2 separate regions of the Homo sapiens genome follow, and region 1 is linked to region 2. Evidence: chromatin loops called from intact Hi-C (ENCODE). Cell type or tissue: CD14-positive monocyte. All regions are shown on one strand. Links, peaks and the distances in the headings refer to the core of each region. The heading gives the core; the rest is flanking DNA. Region 1 has its middle 350 kb from the start of MIR5702. Region 2 has its middle 240 kb from the start of MIR5702.

Region 1 (2,927 bases), core at 136-2,635, 120 kb before region 2:
GTTTTCTATTTATTAGCCTACAAATATTTATTAATAATTTTGTGGTGACAGTGAAACTTTTTAAGGACTTAAAATTAGAATATAGCTTTCTTTTTTTTAAAAAAAGTCTATAAACAGCACAGAAATAAAAATTTATAAATGTCCTTCGCTCTTATTCAGGCTGAATATTGATCTAAAGCAAAGGAACTTACCATTTTAAAAAGTTCATATTTTTCCATAAGAACTTTCCCTATGATATCTCAAAAAGCCCTACAGAACATTAAAGCCTCTATATCCAAATAACACATGTTACTCCTGGCTGTATAATTATACTTAGATTGACAAATGATTCTAAATTTTATCTGAAGACTAAATACAAAAATAGCCAAGAGCATTAAGAGGAAAGGAATATAATGACAGGGACTTTACCAGCTGTTTATGAATATACAATCAGATATTAAAGTATATTATAAATGCACAACAATCTTAAAGGTATAGTAATGGCACAGAAAGAGACAAAACAGAAAGAACAAAAGCAAACTCTATCTCTATCGTGCAAGAATGTTGACATTTGAAATCAGTGATGGAAGAGTAGATAAATGGTGCTGAAAATAACTGGGTAAATATTGGCTAAAATGATCATCCCATTTTCATGCCTTTCATCACAAATAATTCTTGATGAAAAACAAAATAAACTACACATTCACATTAGTAGAAGAAAATGGTTTTCTTTCAACATTGAAACTCTAAAGGAAAATATTGATAAATTAAACTATGTAAGTTTATTTTAAAAGGCGTTTTTGAATTAATGAGAAAAATAATGGCTTATAAAATGTAATGACACAATTGACTAACCATATGGGGGAGAAAATGAATCTGATACCTGCCTCACTCCTTATCACAAAAAGCCTTTCAAATGCACCAGAAATATAATAATTTCTATTTATAATAAATGAAGATTCAGTAAAGATTATATTTTTAAAAAATTGTTCTATATTGTAAGACTAAAGGATAAGAAGGAAGTGACAAGCTGGGGGAAGTATTTGCAATATATGTTCAAATGTACTACTTTTATAATCAGCGAATAATATTCATTTTTGTAAACTACTAATGATGACATCAGTATTTCCATTTTGTTAACTTTTATTTGAGATGTTGATATATTTGGCGCCTGGTTTTCCCCAGATGAGTCATTTGAATTGAGGATATAGTTTTTAATAGTGCTAGAGTTCCTTTTCAATTCTGTAAAAGTACTACCCTTATTTAATTAGTTTCTTTAGTCATGTTATGAAATCTGTGACTTGATAGGAGAAAAAGAGGAACTTAATCTCAGAAATTTCCAACACACTTATAATACTTTCCTCTCAACTTTCCCCCCTTATATTATCACGATTTTTGATTCCCTTCACTCTTTTCTTCTTCCCTCCATCTTAGAATAAGAGGGCCACCTTCATTTTCTTTCCTATTCCAAAAGTAACATTATTTCATAGTATCACTTTTCTCTGAGGTTCAGCTCATCAAATTTGAATAGTTCGCTATTTTTTATAGCACTTCTCAGGGCAGGTCTAGTCTCTGTAAAATTGAATAATATTTGGCCTATCAAACACAGTGATCTAGAGCATAGAGCTTGAGACCGTTTAGTCCAACTTTACTGTTTTTCAGATAAAAACTGAGAGGTCTGCAAAGGTTCAGTGAGCCAACAGTCATCCATCTTGTTAGTGACAGAACTAGAACTTGACCCTGAGGTATCCTGGTCTTGTCCCCTTCCACATATGGCTGATAGGCAGCATTTAACACAGATAATCAGACCCTCAAAAGAAAACCATCTTACACTTCCTTTTATAGATGGAAAAGTTGAGGCCCAAAGAAGTAACTAGAACTAGCTTACGGTCAAGTTGTTATTGTTGACAGAGACGTGAACAGAAATTTCACGTTCTATTCTCAACACACAGAGAGGTTGTGTACAAATGAGGGGAAAAGCTGAACCTGGTGCAATGTGGAACCCTGCTTCCTAGTAACAAATCACTTGGGAACATTCTGAAAACTCAGTGCTGCCCTCATGAAGACTCACAGAACTCACTGGTAAATTAAATTAAGGTCCTGAGAAATCCTGCAGCAAATGAACTTATTATGCTTTGTATAACCCAGAATTTTCCAAATGCACGTGACCAGGAAACCCTTTGTCTCATAAAAACTGTGATCATCCGGCACAAATAGTGTTTCACTGGATATTTTGTGATATTTTTTGGTTGAGAGCAAAGAAACCTGAGCTTTAATTTCACATCTGCTAGTCCCTGTCCAGGTGCCCAGGGGTAAGTCTCTTAATTCACTTAACTTTGTTTATGTGTAACAAGAAAGAAGAGGGGAAAAACAAGTTCCAAAGTCTCTCTCATCTTTATAAGTGCTTTGTAGCTTCATCTGTTGTACATATTCTAAGGAAGGATACACACACACATACACTCCACACACAAATACACACATATGTACATAAATAAGATTACTAGTCAACATCCATAAGAATGTGTGTTTATGTACATATATGAAATATTTCTAGTTTCAACATGTTCCCTTTTCTCTTCTCCGAGTTAGTGGAGGAGTAGAAAGAATTGTACGTGGCACAAGACAATTCTGCTCACATCCCATTGGCTAGAACTCATGCCCATGACCACACCTAACTTGGGAAAAGTGGTCTAATTGTGCATTCAGGAGGGGAATGTGGATCTTGGGAGCAGAGAGGAGCAGTCTCTGAAGTTGTTTCACTGGATTTGATGTCCCATCCAATTGTAAATCTCAATGATCATAAGATATCCTAGAGTACCCTAAATGTGCTCATTATACGGCTTGGGGAAGGATATATACTTAAAAATAATGCACAATAAACTAGTTATTGAATGAGTGGTGTGAGGTGCTATATGATGTAGACTCATACAAGACTTAAAACATTAAAT
Region 2 (2,927 bases), core at 158-2,657:
TGACAGATTGCTTGCATGGCAACCTGGACTTACTGTGGGACCTTTTCCTGCTCCAGGCCCCACTCAAAGTTGTCAGTCTTCCAAGTCACCCAGTAAATGAATGGGAACAGCATATCCAAATGTGGCATATGCTAGTATCAAAAGATACCTATTAAGTATTGTGCTCTGTCTTAATGGTAAGAAATGCAAGCTAACTAGCCATGAGAAAAGACAGTAAATGTATACTTCTTTTTTTTTTTAGAGTCTTTCTCTGTCACCCAAGCTGGAATGCAGTGGTACGATCTCGGCTCACTACTACCTCTGTCTCCCAGGTTCAAGCAATTCTCATGTCTCAGCCTCCTGAGTAACTGGGATTACAGGTGTGTGCCAGCATGCCCAGCTAATTTTTGTATTTTTGTAGAGACGGGTTTCACCATGTTGGCCAAGCAGGTCTCAAACTCCTGACCTCAAGTGATCTGCCCGCCTTGGCCTCTCAAAGTGCTGAAATTACAGGCATGAGCCACTGTGACCCACCAATGTATACAAATTTTTGTCTCAAATGAATGCAAATTGCTTCTGATCCTACTTTCCCATAAGGATGGGGGAAATATCTATTCACCATATTAATAGCTTCCTATTATACATGAAGGCTGGGTTAATCTACTCTAGTAGACTAAGTGCTCTGATCAAGCAACTGTAATTGGGTTTGTTTCTTGGTATCAGGCTGCCTGAGTTGAAACTCAAACTTTATCACTAAATACTTAAGGTAAGTTATTTAACCTTTCTGGGACAATTTCTATATGCATCAAATGGAGATTATTATAGTATCTTAATTATACAGTCTTTGTGATTATTAAAATTACAAAATTTACACAAAGTAGTTAGCACTGTGCCTGGCACATAGTGATCACTAAGTAATCAACTTACATACATTCGTTTCACTACCATGGGGTTAAAAGGTAGTTTGATTTATTAAAATTCATCAAACATAGAGTTTTCTGTTATATAAAGCACTTGAAGTAAATCTGAAATACATTTAACTTAGGGTACAGTCATGCAGAAATATAAGATAGGGTTTATTTTGATAGTACCAACACTGCCATTGATCACAAATATTAATGTAATTTACAAATCAAATACATAATTATCAAAGTAGAACATTTGCTCAGTTACTCACTGGTCTAAATTTTATGCCACTTGCAATAATTATGCTATCAAGAATTTAATAATCATGCATATGGGATAGCTTCCCCAATATTTGTCTTTAACTCTAGCACAAGGACTAACTACTAACCATGCCACGATGTATGTACCCAATAGGCTTAGCAAGTTTCTCCATCTAAGATCACATCTATCAATATATTTTCCCCACTATGCTAGAAATTCGACAGTTACATGGGAAAAGAAATCATATGAAGAAAATGAAACTTCTTCTTGCTCATCACAGAAACGAGAAACTACCTCCATCATCACTTCCACAACCTCTTAACCACAAAGCAACCCTGCCCAGTCTGTGCTTCCTCCTTCTTTTTATATCACTGCGACGATCTTGGCAGGGGAAAACAAAGCAGAAACAGAACCCAGCATTTCACATTAATGTAACAGTCTTGCTACCTGCAAGACAGAGTGGGGAGGGTTGTGTGTGAGCATTACAGTCAGCCTCCCGCCCCCTGGATGATGGCATAATGCTGATCATACCCTGATGGTGAGCATGCAGCTTGCAGAGGAACCAGCTCGCTGCAACAGAGGCTTAGCGCCTAGCTGCGCTTTGAGCTGGCAGGGGCAATCTTCATATTCTGTACTGCAAAATCACAGGAAGGGCTGTTTATAAACCTGTGAAAGGAGGAATTTGATTTCAAAGGAAAAGGCTTTAGAGGAATTCCAGCTGCCTGGCACATAGTCTGTTTCTCCTGCCTTCATCCTCATGGGGCTCCTGCAGCAAGTAACACAGAAATGACCATTGTAGGGAGAAAACATTACAGAGTGTGAGAAAGAAAGAGAGAGAGAGAAAGAGAGAGATTCTTAGCAGGCAAAATAATACAGCCAATTTACCAGCAACTTCATTTGGGGCTGGTACGTGCGTTTCCTAATAAATTGCCGAATATCTAGACTTTATGTGAAGCTTATCAGATGAATATCCTTTAACCCCATTTGATTTGCAGTCCTTGAGTACTCTGCAGGTATTTCAGTGATTAATAAAGCATGCTGGTAAGGCAAAAGAAAGGTCTGTTCTGGATTTTCTAAGAGCTCTAAGTCAAACATTTTCTGCAAATTCAGACAGAACTCAATCACAGCTCCAATTCACAGTCATTAAATACCTCGTTAATGTTGTGTGATTTACCAACAAGACAAAGATCTGTCACACTGCAGTGTAACTCTTCAGCATACAGAAAAACTAGTGAAACCACTAGGGAAATTAGTTTTAATAGTAGCACATAACTGTAAATCATTCAATGGCTGGTCACAAGTTTAATCTGTTTTCCAGTTTTTCTGTTGTTTTGTTTTACAGAGCTTTGGGTACATCTGAATTATTGCCAAAATGACCATGGTTTTAAATTACACACACACACACACACACACACACACACACACACACACACACTTGAATTGAAACAAACATCAACAGATCTTACTCCCAGAAACGTGATAGACCGAGTGAGAGAGAGAGAGAGATTGAGACAGAGAGATTGAGAGAGAGAGAGAGAGAGAGATTGAGAGAGAGAAAGTACAAAGACACACTCCTGGCACTCTGTGTTTAAATAGTTTCTCCTCAACCCTCTTTTCTCAAGTGCTAGGAATATTATTTTGGAATGCTTCTGCAGGACTCCAGAGATTATTGCTGCCATATTTCAAAATCACACCTAGAATTACAATCTCTATTCCAAGCGGAGTGTGAGCCTGAGCCCTAGGAAATGCTTTGTTCTTGACATTAGTAATAGAAACCCCAT

What was found. Hi-C counts contacts between places; a loop is a spot of excess contacts. Peaks named below come from ENCODE experiments on the same cell type or tissue, not always from the same donor. Only the 100,000 strongest peaks of a DNase experiment are listed, where the experiment ranks them.
Region 1: a loop joins it to region 2, with 2.6 times the contacts of the local background. A loop is called at or near these places in 2 of 110 quality-filtered maps.

The regions. Positions count from the first base shown.
Region 1 is chr2:226,303,334-226,306,260 of GRCh38, forward strand. No RefSeq gene overlaps it. Among named protein-coding and RNA genes, the nearest start is that of MIR5702, 350 kb to the right of the region's middle. In CD14-positive monocyte, for the core only: no CTCF peak of the experiment used is centred there; a DNase peak (open chromatin) is centred at 1,168; H3K27ac peaks cover 714 bases.
Region 2 is chr2:226,422,088-226,425,014 of GRCh38, forward strand. No RefSeq gene overlaps it. Among named protein-coding and RNA genes, the nearest start is that of MIR5702, 240 kb to the right of the region's middle. In CD14-positive monocyte, for the core only: no CTCF peak of the experiment used is centred there; a DNase peak (open chromatin) is centred at 1,614; H3K4me3 peaks cover 1,351 bases; H3K27ac peaks cover 2,500 bases.